4 separate regions of the Mus musculus genome follow, and all the other regions are linked to region 1. The links are chromatin loops, found by intact Hi-C in ENCODE. Cell type or tissue: gastrocnemius. All regions are shown on one strand.

Region 1 (4,000 bases):
AAAAAAGATGCTGTGCAGGAACTCACAGCCGGTCAAAGCATCTGTGCAGTGATGAGTCACGAGTCCGGCATCTATATCACACCCTTTCCCAAAGCCCGGGGACCGCGTCAGAGGAGACGCAGAGCCTGTAAGAGCGCCAGAGGCTGGAAAGAAAGGCACAGGGTGGAAACTGTTTCGGGAGCTGGCAGGATCTCTTCACTGTGAGCTCACAGCCACTGTGGCTGCCTGCGTAACGCCTGGGCAAGGCCAAGCTAATCCACATTCTAGCGTGGAGTGGGAAGGGGTCTCTAACCCCACCCCTACCTGAGGACCTAAGGACAGTTGATGGCTTCTCATGGGAGTGAGTCCATTTTCTTTGGGAGGGTGTGGCTTGGAAAAAATTGACCTTGCTCCTTGGAGGACAGCCGGAAACCCAGAGAGTGTAGACAGCATAAATTGTTTTTAAAAAATAATGATAATATGGCATACAGTTTGGAATTAGGGAAGTTAGGGGAGGTGTGGGTGGAACTGAGGTGAATATGATCAAAATACATTATATGAAACTCTTTTTTCTCTTTATGGTTGTCTTTTTCCAAGACAGGGCTTCTGTGTGTAACAGCCCTGGCTGTCCTGAAACTCTCTTATAGACCAGATTGGCCTTGAACACACAGAGATCCTCCTGCCTCTGCCTCCCAAGATCTGGGATCCACACCCAGCTGTCCGTTATGTAAAATCCTTTTTCTTCAATTTAATTTATGTATTTACATCCCAAATGCTGCTCCCCCCCCCCAAGCCTCTCCTCACAGGGTTCCTCCTCTCATCCCATCTCCCCTTCACCTCTGAGAGGGTACACCTCCATCTTAAAGGACTAATAAAAAAAATTTTTCTTTTGAAAAATGCATTATATTGCCCTTGGCATCAGAAGTCCAGCAAGTTCACCTATCTGCAAACTGTACCTAAGCAAACCTTAACAAAAAAGGTGGAAACCCTTTCCTGAAAAGAACTTTTCCTTGTCTGTTATTGAACAGGACTGGTTAAGACATATGTTTTAGCCTTTAGTGGCTTACAATGGAAAACTGAAAGAAATTTTTTTCATATAGATTTAAATTGTTGCTGTGTCATTTCTCCAGTGTGAGGATGGAGGCATGGCTTCACACACTCTGCTCAAGCACGGTGCCACTGAGCCACATCTCCAGACCTTTTTCTTTTGAAATAAATTCATTCTCAAGGGATAGTATAAACCGTAATGTGCCATTCATTGACCATGAGCACAGGAAATTCCTACCTGAACCCTGTGCTATTTTTAGCTAAAATCTATGTAGAGAAAATCAGAACGTTTTCACTTTATTGGTTAGAAATAAAAGCATGGAGCTGGGGTCATTACTCAGAGATGAAGATGGGGTTCTGGGGCCAAGCAGAAATGATATCATCAGCTGAAAAAGTATCTGAAAAATAAAATATATTCTACCAATTATTTTGCTTGTTTCCTTTGCCTAAGAAAATTATCTTCATTTGCAGCAGGGTCAGAAGGATACAAAAGAAAATATCAAACAGTCATTATAAATAATCAAAGAAAACAAATAAAAGTTAAGTCAGAAAGTATTAACACCAGTCATTAAGTTTCTAGCACCTATTACAGAGAGAGAGAGAGAGAGAGAGAGAGAGAGAGAGAGAGGGAGAGGGAGAGGGAGAGGGAGAGGGAGAGGGAGAGGGAGGGAGGGAGGGAGGGAGAGAGAGAGAGAGAGAGAGAGAGAGAGAGAGAGAGAGAATTCAGAGCATATGATGTAAGGAAATAGTCCCATAATAAAAACACTTAGTGGCAACAGAACAAATGAGTCCTCCGGTATTACAGCGCCACCCACTGGCTGTAAGTCCTCACAGCAGAGATAGAAAATACGGAGTAGGAGGAAACACACGGCCTGTGCTGTCACTAGAGCACCAGGGATGTCTTCCAAAGGAACCCATCCATGTTAGTGTATCTTCAAGAGACAAGAACACTTGCTGGATCCGTTCACAAGGGTGAGGTTTAGCAACTGAGAGATTCGCAGCTTTGTTCTAGCTCCTATAAGGACTGATCTCACGGCTGAAACAGGACATAAGATGTCGTTTCAGCTCCACAAAGGAAAAATAAATGAGATCTCTAATCAGGGGCACCTACCTGCATTTAACTGCTAAAGGAAATATAGTATCCGTAATATAACTACATGTTAAGGAAATGCCCACTGAATAAATCAACAGCTACCTTTAGACAGAAATACTGAACACAAAGGAGAAAATCTCCTAACTGCTGGTCGGAAAACGTGTTTAGTTTTTTTTCTTGTAGGTTTTACTTGTTTGGTGTGTGTGTGTGTGTGTGTGTGTGTCTGTGTGTGTGTGTGTCTGTGTGTCTGTGTGTGTGTGCGCATAAAATCAAAATGTAGTAATTTTTTTTTAAACTCTAAGACAAAATCTTTTAAATAAACTAGTCAAACATAAATGTAGTCTTTAAAGTACCATAGCAGCATCGTCATGAAAATTACAGTTCCCTTAAAACCAGATATAGTGGTGCACACCTGTAAACCACCCAGGAAACAGAGGCAGGCAGATCAGAGGTTCAGGGTTATCTTTGGTTATACAACTGGTTAAAGGCCAGCCTGGGCTACACCAAACCTGTCTCATTCCCAAAGACACAATCTCCATTTATTCTTTCTTTTCTCTTTTTTCTTTCTTTCTTTCTTTCTTTCTTTCTTTTTTTTTTTTTTTTTTTTTTTTGCCTGAGATAATTGTCTTCATCTGCTATCCATTCCAGTTTACAGTTTTAAATCTGGCATGAGATGCTGAGAGTCATGTCATCTCAGGTACAATGTTCCCTTAGGGATGCAGAATTACACATAAAGGCCCAGGTTATTTAGCCCACTTGAATGTGAGCTGGGAAACCCAGACTTCAGCGTTCCTCGATAGCGATGCCCATGGGTCTTCGGACTTAGTAGGTGCTGCAGGTGGTCGGCACAAGCTTCAGGTCTCTCCTCATTTTAATGATCATCATGACCCAGGCCCACAAAAAATAAAAAATAAAAGTCTTTTTGTGCTCATATGTGGTTGATTGCAGATAAGAATATCGAGAGAAAAATCACATTCCCACATATGTAAACGGCCAACACCACCTTCTTAAAAACATGACCCTGAAATAAAAACTGAGATTTAGCCAAAAGCACCGTCACTAATGTCTGTGTCGATAAGCAAGAGAAGAGAATCTCACCTCTGCTTCTGCGACAGTCAGTGACTGAAGGATTTGAATCCTATCGTTGTCCAGTATTTCAACTGTCAAGAACAATGTGTGGTTATAAGAAAGGTGACATGCAAATAAACTTGTCACAAAAACAAGATTAAACCTGAGGCCTGTCACTCCCCAGTCTTGTAGGATATAGATTTGGCCATTTCAAGCTACTAAATGTTGCAAACTTTCTGAACCTTGGGGGCATGTGTGTGCATATGCACATGTGGGTGTGTAATGCGTGTATTTGCACTTGTGCCATGTGCGAGCTCACAGGCACACATGGGGACTCTGTCTTATTTCCTTCAGTCATGGACTCTCACTGAACTTCAAGCTGGGCTGGCAGCCAGACGATCCCAGCAACCTCCCTGAATCCCTTCCCACACAGCACAGGTTACTGACACGTATGGCCATGCCTGCCTCGTTATGTGGATGCTGGAGACTCAAACTCAGATCTTTGTGCTTGTACCACCCACCCCACCTCTCCAGCCTCGCAGCAGTGCTTCCCAAGCAGGCTACCTTTTCTAGAGAGACGGTAAGCATGTATCTCCAGAATGACCTCAGTCCCGATGTGCCAGACCACAAAGCCCATCATTGCGTAGGTCTTCTGTGGACTGGGAAGATTCAGTCCTGGCAAATCCATTCCTAGGAACATTGCTGCCACTGTGTAGAAAGAGAAATGCTCAAACTTAGTGCCCAGTAAAAGTAATAATTGTGTAATTACATCAATTAAAATACATTAAATAGCCAGGCAGTGGTGGCACGTGC
Region 2 (4,000 bases), 540 kb before region 1:
GAGGCCCTTGGCCTTGTAAAGACTTGATGCCCCAGTGTAGGGGAATGCCAGGGCCAGGAAGTGGGAGTGGGTGGGTTGGTGGGGGATCAACCTCATAGAAGAGGGAGAGGGAAGATGGGATAGGGCGGTTAGCAGGAAAGGGGATAACATTTGAAATGTAAATAAATAAAATAGCCAATAAAAATTTTAAATAAAAAGGAAGACTCAGATTGTGCCTCTACACTCATCCCATGAAAAATGTTCTCCCCCATATTACTTACAGTAAGCTTCTGAATGAAATAATGTATGTGGCTGAGACAAACCTAAAAATCATGTTTGGCCCTCTTGTTTGTGCTGCTTTGGAACACTCTATCTTGAATTGATCCATTAGTTCTCTGGAACAGCTCTTAACCAGCATGGAATTCTGCTGCAGATTTTGGTAGCTAATTCTCACACACACACAAAAATTAAACTATGTCCAGCAAGTGAACAGATGAATCAGATTCTGTGAGAAGAGAACTTTTAGACACTCCAGGAGTTGCAGCTAATTAATGTCCAGGTGATTAATTAACACTTTTCTGTTGGACTTTAATTGTTTATTTTTTTTTATTATCCAACTTCTTCATTATTTGGCTTGCATCTGGAAGAAGCATGGGCCCAACCAAAAGTGCTGTAGAAAGAAAGAAAGAAAGAAAGAAAGAAAGAAAGAAAGAAAGAAAGAAAGAAAGAAAGAAAGGAAGAAAGAAAGAAAGAAAGAGATAGAGAGACAGAGAGAGAGACAGAGAGAGAGAGACAAAGAGACAGAGAGAGAAAGGGAGGGAGGGAGGGAGAGAGAGAGAGAGAGAGAGAGAGAGAGAGAGAGAGAGAGAGAGACTATATGAACACTCCAAAAGGGACTGAAGTAAAGGATAACAAGATTGACAGTAATCAAGATGATGGTCAACAAGGCCACTGTAGGGAACTTCTATCTCTTTCTAGTCAGAGACTTGCCTGTGTAAGCAAAGTGTAAGTCAAATTGATGTTAGCTCCAGAATTCTTCTGTAAACTATTTCAGAGTTACTACAAAGTAGGAAACATTGGGAAGGTTCCTGGAAGCAGGAAGGAAACTCAACTCATACCCACCAAGCCTCCTCAAATCCCATTTCAAACTGGGCAGCACCCTGCTTGGGTGACTCCTCTACCATGGCACCATCTGAGTCAATGGATATGGCTGGGAAATCATCAATGACCTGGGCACATCTGGGTTCTATCTCTGTTCTAGGCTCAGGAGCACCTTAGTTTCTCTGATTTCTTCTTCTGCAGACTGCCATCTTGATTAGAAGCTAATATGCTAAGCTCTTCCAAGTTCAACTGATGCGGCTTGGAAATTTCTTAAATAGGAAGCTCGTAATTGAAGGAGCTTTTGATGGGTATTTTCACATAGGAACTATTATTATTCATACATACCCTTTTCATATTGGGAATGGGCAAAGAATAAGAAGAAACCACGTGGCTAAGTGCATTTCTGATTCAAAAGAAAGAGACAGAAAATGCAGGTGTACCTCACTGTGAGAGTAAATAGCAGCACTATTTTTATAAAGGAAAGTAGAGAAAAAGTCCTACTATGTACATTTCTGCAACACCAAACCAGACAGTGTTAGAGGCAAAGAAGTAAATATCTGTCACCAGGGGAATCATTCACCAATACAAGACATGCATTAAACTCTCACAATAGGATCTCCCAATAAATGATTCATCCAGATGCTAATATTTAATCAGTTCCTACTTTTAATTAATTTAAGAGCCTCTCAACATTTCAGCACATTTGAGGTGTTTTTTGAGGGTTCGTTGTCCAAGGTTAATCCCTTAATCAAACTTGCCTTTTTAAAAAACACAAATAAATGATGCAATGTAAAGCCTATTATTGTTATGTCATACAAAATGCTAATGTTGAATTGTTTTCTTTAGGTAACCAGCATTTTTACCTCTGAAATTTCCTTGTAATGTAATTGCTTGATTTAGGTTATCTTTGGAGGCATGCAAACTGCTTGGCTGCAGCTTATAAATATATTTCCGTTGCCTGGTGGTCTTGCTTTTTAATGTTTGTAGCACTGAGCATTTTACCTGTCTAATTTTATATTCCAAGTCATCGATGAAATGTTTTCTGTGTTCAGTGAAACTGTAGATGATGCCAGATTATTAGTAGCCAGATTTCTTTGCATTGAAATTGAAAAGATTCTCTCCCACAATCCTTAGTCAGGTAAAGCCGCTGCCCTGAATTCTTACGTTTTTCCACAAGAGGGCTCATACCAGACCAAAGCTCTGCCTGCTGCTAGTGATCTGCCTACATCTCTTGGTGAAAACCAGAGAGACAAGAATTTGAAATATTCCCCAGAGCACTAATTAGATTTCAAAAATCAAGTAAGCAGATATTTTCAATAACTGCAGTTGGTTGATAATGTTAACAGCCAAGTTTACAGAAGCATCCTTTATAGCAGATGATGTCATGTGTGAGATGGTAGCCATACAGCTATTGTCATTGCTGTCGTTGTGAACGTGCTAAACTCAGGTCTGCTGAAGGACATGACTGTGGAGCTCGATTGTCAGGGTTTGAGTTCCAGGTCGGATGTTTTTATTATTTCGGCACCATCAGACAACATAGTCACTGTTGCTGTCTCTTTTAGCCATCCTTAGCTCCTCTTCTTGAACTGTGATTGTTGTAAGGAGTAAGAGAACTAAGCCAAGTAAAAGCAGTGAGAAGAAAGTCTGTGATGTATTAAGTGATTTGTAAACTTTGGCTACCACTGCTACTACTGAGGCACAGAGAGATTAAAAGACAAGCCCCAAATCACATTTGTTGACTGAGAAGAGACAAGCTGTAGCCTGGGAAGTGTGTTAGGGTATGGAACAAGAATACAAACATGCCGCCTCTTTATCCTTCATCCTCTTCCAGCAAAACAAGATCCAGTTCTTACTGCTTTCTGTGCCTGTGGACTACCCAAACCTCTAATTTGATCATGCATCTCTGTTTTGAACTCAGACACAAGTCTACTTGAGAGCCAGCTCCGTGTCTTATTTATGTGCATAACCACATCACATAGCAGATGCTTGCCAATGGTAAACAAAGATGATTTGGAAAAAAAAAAGCAGTAGTGAGAATACACTAATTTCTGTAACTGCATCATGCAGCAGCTTTGTTACTCATCTTACATGTATGGAGACCACAGTTCTTAAGAGCTCTATCAGCACAAGCTCAGAACTTAAGAAACGCCATGGCTTCAAAGCCCATGCTTCTTGTTCTTGTTGTTGTTCCTTTGCTTGTTGTTGTTGTTGTTTAACTTTTTTCTGTTTTTCTTTTCTTTTCTATTCTGTTCTGTTCTGTTCTGTCCTGTCCTGTCCTGTCCTGTCCTGTCCTGTCCTGTCCTGTCCTGTCCTGTCCTATCCTATCCTATCCTATCCTATCCTATCCTATCCTATCCTATTTTTGAGACAAGGTGTCTCTACATAGTCCTGGTTGTCCTGAAACTCACTACTTACACTGAACTGGCCTCAAATTCACAGAGGTCAGCCTGCCTCTGCCTCTAGTGCCCTGGCATTAAAGGGGTGTACCACCCTGCCCTGCACCCTGCTAGTTGTGCTCTCTTTGCCCTTGCTTACAGCACTTTATATGTTTTGTGGATAAAGGTAAAATGTGAAAAACCACACCAGAAGCTTACACAAATCTTCTGGAGATAATGGAGAGGTGAGGAAGGAGGGGACTAGAAGAAAAGAGGGGGAGGGGAGAAAGGGTTCTGTTATCAGCTGATTGTGCTCGGGAGGGGGAGGGGAGAAAGGGTTCTGTTATCAGCTGATTGTGCTCGGGAGGGGGAGGGGAGAAAGGGTTCTGTTAGCAGCTGATTGTGCTCGGTCACTAAAGCCTTCCCTTACTACTAGACAAGACAGACATGAACAGAGTAATCACCCAAGTAATTGACAATCAGAAAACAAGATGTACATGGGAATGGGAGTGTTCCAAAGTGAACACACATCACTTTGTCCACTA
Region 3 (4,000 bases), 63 kb before region 1:
TCAAACTTGTCAGTCAACTCGTGCCAGCAGCCTCAGCGTCTGCCTCCCCAGTGCACCCTCATTACATGTGTCTGTCTGGCCTCATCTGTGCATGGGCTCTGAGCCGCTCCGCTCCTGACAGTTCGGAATTCTCTTCCTCTCTCCCTGCTGCAAAGAGCGGATTTCTCTCCGTGTCTCTTCTGTCATCTCCAGCTCCCCTCTCCAAGGACGCACCTTGATTTATGGTAGCTTTGGACTTCCTTCAGCGTCTGCCTGTCCTTGACTTCTAGAATGGAAGAAGCTGAGCTGGTGAAGGGAAGACTCCAGGCCATCACTGTAAGTCTACATAGAGTTTTAAGTCAGTAAGGTGGTTGCTTAGACAAACGGCACCGGCACCGGCACCGGCACCGGCACCGGCACCGGCACCGGCACAGGCGACGTTGCTAGCTGTCCTTGTCTCCCAGGCCTTCCAAGTAGAGAAACAGAACTAAGCCTTCGTGGACTCTGGTCTGCTTCTCTTAACCCTTGTGACCCTCCATGACACTGGGGCTTCAGAACCTGAGATCCAGGGAAATGGTTCTGGAATTTACAGATGGTGTTTGCATTCTAAACGATAATCAAGGGTTGTTTGCTTGTTTGCTTGTTTTTATAAATAGTTTGTAAACTCTCCTCACCTTCTGTGGATATCTGAAGTTTAGGGTTTTTTCTTCAAATTCCTTCTATCGGACAAATGTTCTTATAGATGCCTAACTGGAAAACTTTTCAAAGCAATGAATAGAACCCCCAAAAGTTTTTTTTTAAAGAGGTAGATCAAAAGGAAGAAAATCGGAAACATTTTTATTCATGTGTCAAAGTATATTCCAGACAAACCTAACTGAATTAAAGCAAAGCTTGGTGTATGTATGTATGCATATATATATATGCGAAGTATTAAAACAGAAGAAAAGTAGCGAAGGCACGCATCAGAGTAATTCTCGCAGATCAGTTTTCCAGTACAGAAGGACAGACATAGTCCGAATAAGGTCTCAATACAGGAGCCATGCACAAGATGGACTTGGAAAATATTTCCCTAATTCCGGGAAGAAAAGTAGTACACTTGATGTTTGTTCTGGGGAAAAAAAAAATCAAAGCAAGAAATGAGTCACTTTTCTTAAATGATACCATTCTTTTTCTCATTTGCTTCCAAACTGCTGTATGTGACGATAACCTGGAAGTCCCTGACCTGGTCATCTATCGTTATTAGCTGTAACTTTTGATAGCATTTTTGCAAGGAAAAGCAACTTGGCAAATCCACACCCCTGTGCGTCACATTTTCTGACACTGAAATTAACCGTCAAAAAAGAAGTAACTACTTTCTGAAAAACTGACACTAAATCAAGGTAGATAGGAGGTTATCCAACTCTTTGCTCCTCAAATTCTCACAATTAATTAAGCAAATCCTAATTTAGGTTTTGTTGTGCATACACACACACACACACACACACACACACACACACACACACTAAGGGAATATAGCGGGGGTTTTTTCCCTCCTACCCAGAAAGGATAAATAAAAACCTACTTTCTTCACCAGTGAAAAGGAGCCAAGAGTCCACTAAGCAGCCTGGGCACCTTTCTATAGAGAGTACTTTTTAATTTCTGAATTCTAATTACTGTATTTTTTCCTTTCATCTTAAAAACCTTGGCCTGGATTTTTGTTTGTTTTGTTTTGTTGTTAAATCCGGCCACAGCTTCAGCTGTCCTCCTAGAAGGGACAGGAACTCCACTGTGCTCTGTTGTTCTTGGCATGGCCCTTTCACATTACAGCTGTTGGCTAAAGGTTACTTCACTGGGCCGTGTGAGTCGCTCACAACTAGGTTCCATTTCTCCCCACGGCTTTACCTCCCGGATAACCAAATGAAACAGTTGACTCGGTGATGCACACAGACACCTTCTTCTGTGTCTCTGCTACTGAACTGGGGAACATCTTATTTTAAGGTCTTGCTAAGTGTGGTTTGCAGCTTAGAGCATTTAGTGAACTAGGGCATGGTCCAAGTAGATGGCGGCTGAGAGTTATTCAGAAAGCCAAGGAATTTTCACTGAGGCTTCAGGTGCAATTAGATATAGAAGATCAAAATGCCTTAAAAGGAATTGAGTAGGTAGGCAGGTTCCTGAATATAGAGATACTTTCACTGTTAAAATTAATAAACTTTTAAAAATTATCCCACGAGCCCAAACATATCCCTTTAGAGTTAATTAAGTCTTGGAGGTACAGTCACAAAACTTAGCTTGAAAGTAAAATTCTTGCTTAAAGCCTGTAGGGTAAAAACTGGCAAAAGTTTATAGGAACGAATTTCCATAAGCCTGCACCTCACAGGGCTCAGTCACATTTGTCACCACCTAGAGGGGAAATGGAGTAGTTCCTCCGTGTCCATGGAAACAATACAACCACTCTCCTCCTGCACACCCTGGGAAATGCCAGCTTACTCCGCCCTGGCCTTGCCCAGGAAGCCACCCCTGCTATTCTTTCTTCCTAGGAAAAGAAAACACACCGTACCCAGGGAACTTTCAAGAGTTATCTCATTTTTTGAAAGGCATTAAAATTACAAAAACTCAGAGATAATCTTTTAACTGCTCTCCTACACTGAAATAATTTTTATATATGTCCATGACGGCAAAGATGTTAATTCCCTAAGACACCAAGACTCAACAACACAGAGACTTCACTGTAAAAGGACAAGAACAACAAACATTAACACTGCAAGAGCTGTTTGATTTTTTTATTATTATTAAATTATGATTCTCTAACTTTTGGCAGTAAAATGAAATAAGCTGTAAATATTGTTCTTACTCCACAGGGTCTCAAGTAACTAAAAAGGTGTTCTTTTAACTACAAATAATTGAAAAAAATTCATCTTCATATAATTTGGCTGAACCAAGTAGCATTACGATAAAACTACTGTAACCCTGTGGTGACGCCATTCATTTCCCATACCAGTAAATTTTATTTTAAGATCATTCACAAATTTTTTCAATGGTTTAAAGACAATGAGGGCCAAATTATGAAAGGACTCAGAAAGGATTATTTTGAGGAGGACATTAAAGTCTGGATGCTCCAAATTGACTCTTTTAATTAATTACCTTCACATTCTGCCTTCATTGCTCCACCCCTAAAGCCACTCCTCATTTCCTGAGTTGATGACCAAAGTACTCGTTAGTCAATGAGTTCCATTCCCAGCTGTAATCGAAAACAGAGCAACCTTGCATTGACTAAATATTATACTTGGAACCTCAAGAGTCTCTTGAGGCTATTTTCAAGCTAGTATGCATTTAGCAAATAACTAATTTTTATACAGACAAAGGGCTGTTGAAATCAATGTTTACCCACTATGTAGCCCTGGATGGATGGCTTGGCACTCAGCATGTAGACTAGGCTGACCTTGAACTCATAGAGATCTGCCTGCTTCTGCCTCCAAAGTGCTGCGGTTAAAGGCGCCAACACACCCAGCATGAAATTGATATTTAGTGTTACTGGAAATGGTGATACCAAATTCTCCATTATTTTGAGGGGGGTGTGGAGAAACGCAGGTCACACTGGCACTGATCGCCACAGAGCTACTCTTTGGAAGTAAGCACAGTCCGTGGTGAAGAACAAAATCCGAGTCCTGAGTGGGGTCCCAGAGAACAGAAAGATCCCCTCCCCTTCCACAGGAAACACGTTGCCGTATCTTCATTACTCTGGGAATGTTAGAAAATACAGCACTTAATATGGAAGTACTCCAGTGGAAATGCTCCTACATCTGGAGATTATAGACTTGTGAATGCAGGGCATTTCTGGGAAATGTTGTGATGAGGTCTGAGAACTAGCGTCAATTTGCAGAGAACGGACCCGGTTAGGAGAAGAGGGGCGGTGGGTTGGCTGGTGTGTTGCTTCTCACTGAAAGGCTTAGCTTTAGATAGTTACGGATGTGCCTATCAACCCGCTTGCTCACACTTTTCCTCAACTTGTGATTGTCCTTTGTGTCTTATGCATTTAAGCGGA
Region 4 (4,000 bases), 220 kb before region 1:
CAGAAGCATCCATCTAAAATGCTTGGCTGATAATGAAATCCTCAAGTTTTTAAAGGAACCAAGTTACTATAAGGAAAAATATTTTATCACTTTTAATGTTTAGCATTGCCAGCGCATGGTGATTGAGAAGTGAAGACTGAATTCAGTTAGCATTTAGAAGTATTTCTAAGTTCTCTAGACAATGAGCCTCCTTTGCCCTAGGTATCCATGCTCAGTTTAGGGAATGTTTAAGCAACTATTCCTGAAAAATGCAATGCTCAGGGCTGGGTAAATGGCTCAGTCAATAAAGTGCTTACTGCACAATCATGAAGATGTGACTTTGACCCTCAGCATGAACACTGCAAAAAGTCACGAAGTGGTGGGACAGAAACGATTCAGCAGTTAGGAGCACCTACTGCTTTGGCAGACGGCCCAAGTTAGGTTCCCAGCGCCCATATCAAGTGGCTTGCAATAATCATCCCTAACCCTAGTTCCAAGGGATCTGGTGCCACCTTTTGGCCCCTGTAGATATCAGCACTCATAGGCCCATACACAGAAAGCCAGAAAGCCTGCATGTGCGCACGCACACGCGCGCACACACACACACACACACACACACACACACACACACACACTAAAAATAAAATTTAAAATACAATCTTTAAAAGCCAAGTGCAGCAGGATATGCTTGTAATTACAACAGTGGATAAGTGGAAATAGATTTTCTGGTCGGTCAATCTAACTCAGTTAGAAAGCACCAGGTTCGGGGGAGACAATGTTTCAAGTAAAAATAAAAACCTGTCTGTCTGTCTGTCTATCTGTCTGTCTTGGAAAGGACTACTAATGCTGTGATGAAACACCATGACAAAAATCAAGTCGGAGAGGGATTATACTTCCACACCACTGTTCATCATCAAAGGATGCCAAGACAGGAAAATGGGGCAGGAAGCTGGAGGCTGGAGCTGATGCAGAGGTTGTGAAGGAGTGCGGCTTACTGGCTTGCTTTCTTGTAGAATCCAGGAACACCTGGCCATGAATCACCCCACTCATAATGGGCTGCACCCTCTGCCATCAATAATTCATTAAGAAAACGCCCTACTGGCTTGCCTATAGCCTGATTTTATGGAGACATTTTCTTAATTGAGGTTGCCTCCTCTCAGATGACGTTAGCTTGTGTCAAATTGACATAAAACTACTCATCATATATATCTCTATCTGTCTGTCTGCCTGCCTGTCCCTGAACTGCTTGTTTCCTAGGCATAGACTAAGCATATCACAGACATTTTCTCCCATAATCCCAAAACACTCCTGTAATTATGGTCATCCTCATTGTGTAGATGAGGAAATGAGGCTTAAAGAAATTAATCGGCTTGCCCAAGTTCATGCCGCCAGTGAGGATGGAAACAAGGCCAAAAGCAGGTATTTCTGGAACTAAACTGCATGTTCTTAACCGGTTTTCCTGATGGTGTTCTCATCACTAATTAGTAGTTTCATGTTTGGAAGCTGCCGTTGGTCCTGGCCTTCCTTGTGCATTCTATGCTGCCACCATCTGGTTTCTTTTGAGAAGTTCAGGCTTTTCCTCTGCAGTTATTCTCAGACTCATTGGAATCCTGCATTCCCTTGAAGAGAGGGCTGCAATGTGTGTGGATTCGGTGTACGTGACTTAAAAATCTCCAGCCTTGTCAGTATATTCCCTATTACACCAGTGTGATGTGTTAGGGCCACTGAGATTTGAATAAAAATTAACTCAGTGACCAAATTGTGCTAACAAAAGACAAATTCAAAGCCAGACAGCCATGGTGTGGAAAGGCTGCTGGAGGCAGGGCAACCCTGAATGCAGGGAGTAGAGGGAGCGTCATGCACATTCTCTGCTGTTGATGAGGAGATGCTGGACTTAGTCAGGACAGAAGAGCTGAGAAGGAGACGCAGGCTCCAAGGCAGCGGATTTTCAACCTTCCTAATGCTAGCAAGCAGGATATCTGATATGCAACCCCCCCCCAGGGGGTGATGACCTCCAAGTTCACGACCGCTGTCTGAGGTCACAGGGAAGACATTCAGAAGAGTCAGGAAGGAGCCAGTAGAGATTCGTTCCTTAGTCATTTGCTTGCGAAGGCTTACAACCACAACCTTATGAAAAATGAAACACCTTCGCATGTGTAACAATGATAATAGATCCTTTGCCAATGCCTTGCTGACATCCGGTTTCTTCTGCTAGTCTTCATGCCCCAGGGTGTATGAAGCCTGGTTTTCCCTGTATGGGAGGTAAGAGCAAGACAGAAGCGTGTTTCATCTCTATGGCAAAGTGAGGCAACATCTGATGTAGAATGGGCAAAGGTCGGCAGTTGGAAGCTCTACATTGTACTCTGACCTCTCTGCCCTCTGAGGGTTTGGGAGCCTTGAAGCTGGCCGACCTGCCAGAGCTATACAGTTCATGCACCTTGAATCTCTTGTTTGAGAGCATAGCCATAACACTTATCGAGATTCTTAGAACAACAAGACATGTGTTTAATGCCTGCTCAACTTCCCAGCACTACATTTATTACTTCAATCAGGATGACTGCCTTTTCAAGACCAACCCTGGGCTGCAGAGTGAGACCGTATTTCCAAAACAAGCAACTCCAAAACCACCAAATCTGTTGTGTTGTTTCACTAACTTGCACAAGGATGCTATAAAGTGTAGATTCAGCCCTCCCCCTAGTACTACATAACCGACAAATGATCTAACTCATCAGTCCTTGTGAACATGCTAAGAAGGTAGAGTCTGTCACTAGGCCTGAGAAGCTGAACAGCATTCAAGGTCAAACAGAACTGTGAAGCTGTCAGGTTTCATCTAGTCCCAAAAGCTATTAACCACACTGCACTCTGACACTTGTTCAATACCTGGGTGCCTCCCACACCTTATACATGCAGGTGCACATGTGTGACTGCCCTGGGTGCCTCCCACACCTTATACATGCAGGTGCACATGTGTGACTGCCCTGGGTGCCTCCCACACCTTATACATGCAGGTGCACATGTGTGACTGCCCTGGGTGCCTCCCACACCTTATACATGCAGGTGCACATGTGTGACTGCCCTGGGTGCCTCCCACACCTTATACATGCAGGTGCACATGTGTGACTGCCCTGGGTGCCTCCCACACCTTATACATGCAGGTGCACATGTGTGACTGCCCTGGGTGCCTCCCACACCTTATACATGCAGGTGCACATGTGTGACTGCCTTGGGTACCTCCCACACCTTATACATGCAGGTGCACATGTGTGACTGCCCTGGGTGCCTCCCACACCTTATCCACGCAGGTGCACATGTGTGACTGCACAGTCCTGTGTCTGCCCCTTACTCGGCAGTGGTCTGGCAGGAGGAAGAGATTCAGAGTTCATATGATCAGAAGCCCATCATTCAGTGCCCACTCTAACACCCCCTCCCCCTTCTGTCTACCTGACGAGGAGGAAAGTTTAACACAAGATGACAACGAAACTGACGAGCGGGAAGTTTCAATTACCAGCGTCTGGGATGCGTAGAGTCTCTCGGAAGAGACAGGATTGGTCTTTGAGTTTCTATAGTGATGGTTGTGAATGTTTCAACTAGCCATGGTTGTACTATGACAAGCTATGACAGGCTACATAGCTTACACTGCAGAAATGCATTTTCTCATAGTCCCAGAGGCTATAACTCTGGGGTCCATGTATTGGTAAGGTTGGTGTCTTCTCAGGCTTACCCTGCCTGGTAGGCTGTCATCTTCTCCACATTTTCCTGGGATCACTCTTCTGTATGTCTGTCTCTATCATACTCTCTTAGGAATTCTTCCGTCAAATATGATTAGTACTTTTTTTAACATCCTAATTTTAGAGCTGGGTGGTGGTGGCACTTACCTTTAATCTCAGCACTCAGGAGACAGAGACAGGAAGATACCCATTGTAACTTATTTATCTCCACGAAGATCTGTCTCCAAGTACAATATACTATATAGATTCTGTCTTCAAGTACAATCACAGTTTGAGAACTGACTTGGACACTA

What was found. A loop is a pair of places that touch in the nucleus more often than their neighbours do. Peaks named below come from ENCODE experiments on the same cell type or tissue, not always from the same donor. Only the 100,000 strongest peaks of a DNase experiment are listed, where the experiment ranks them.
Region 2: a loop joins it to region 1, with 7 times the contacts of the local background. A loop is called at or near these places in 28 of 42 quality-filtered maps.
Region 3: it touches region 1 in a loop (2.3-fold over the local background); 9 of 42 quality-filtered maps call a loop at or near these places.
Region 4: a loop joins it to region 1, with 2.9 times the contacts of the local background. A loop is called at or near these places in 14 of 42 quality-filtered maps.

What each region holds. Positions count from the first base shown.
Region 1 is chr3:116,902,209-116,906,208 of GRCm38, reverse strand. It overlaps Frrs1 (ferric-chelate reductase 1), which reads right to left. Exons shown (of 17, transcript NM_009146.3): 15 at 3,752-3,895; 16 at 3,218-3,279; 17 at 2,459-3,140. The coding sequence ends at 3,048. Among named protein-coding and RNA genes, the nearest start is that of Frrs1, 43 kb to the right of the region's middle. In gastrocnemius, a CTCF peak has its summit at 1,844 (motif pointing left); DNase peaks (open chromatin) are centred at 160 and 1,842; H3K4me3 peaks cover 482 bases; H3K27ac peaks cover 1,337 bases.
Region 2 is chr3:117,440,348-117,444,347 of GRCm38, reverse strand. No RefSeq gene overlaps it. Among named protein-coding and RNA genes, the nearest start is that of Plppr4, 81 kb to the right of the region's middle. In gastrocnemius, no CTCF peak of the experiment used is centred here; a DNase peak (open chromatin) is centred at 2,247.
Region 3 is chr3:116,964,813-116,968,812 of GRCm38, reverse strand. Palmd (palmdelphin) reads left to right here. Exons shown (of 8, transcript NM_023245.3): 1 at 1-315. The coding sequence starts at 271. Gm52613 (a long non-coding RNA gene) reads right to left here and starts at 1,791. Exons shown (of 2, transcript XR_003954544.1): 1 at 1,541-1,791; 2 at 797-1,087. 4930455H04Rik (RIKEN cDNA 4930455H04 gene) reads right to left here and starts at 546. Exons shown (of 3, transcript NR_040596.1): 1 at 214-546. In gastrocnemius, a CTCF peak has its summit at 2,368; DNase peaks (open chromatin) are centred at 7 and 2,398; H3K4me3 peaks cover 4,000 bases; H3K27ac peaks cover 4,000 bases.
Region 4 is chr3:117,118,107-117,122,106 of GRCm38, reverse strand. No RefSeq gene overlaps it. Among named protein-coding and RNA genes, the nearest start is that of 1700061I17Rik, 42 kb to the right of the region's middle. In gastrocnemius, a CTCF peak has its summit at 1,525 (motif pointing left); DNase peaks (open chromatin) are centred at 418, 1,530 and 1,875.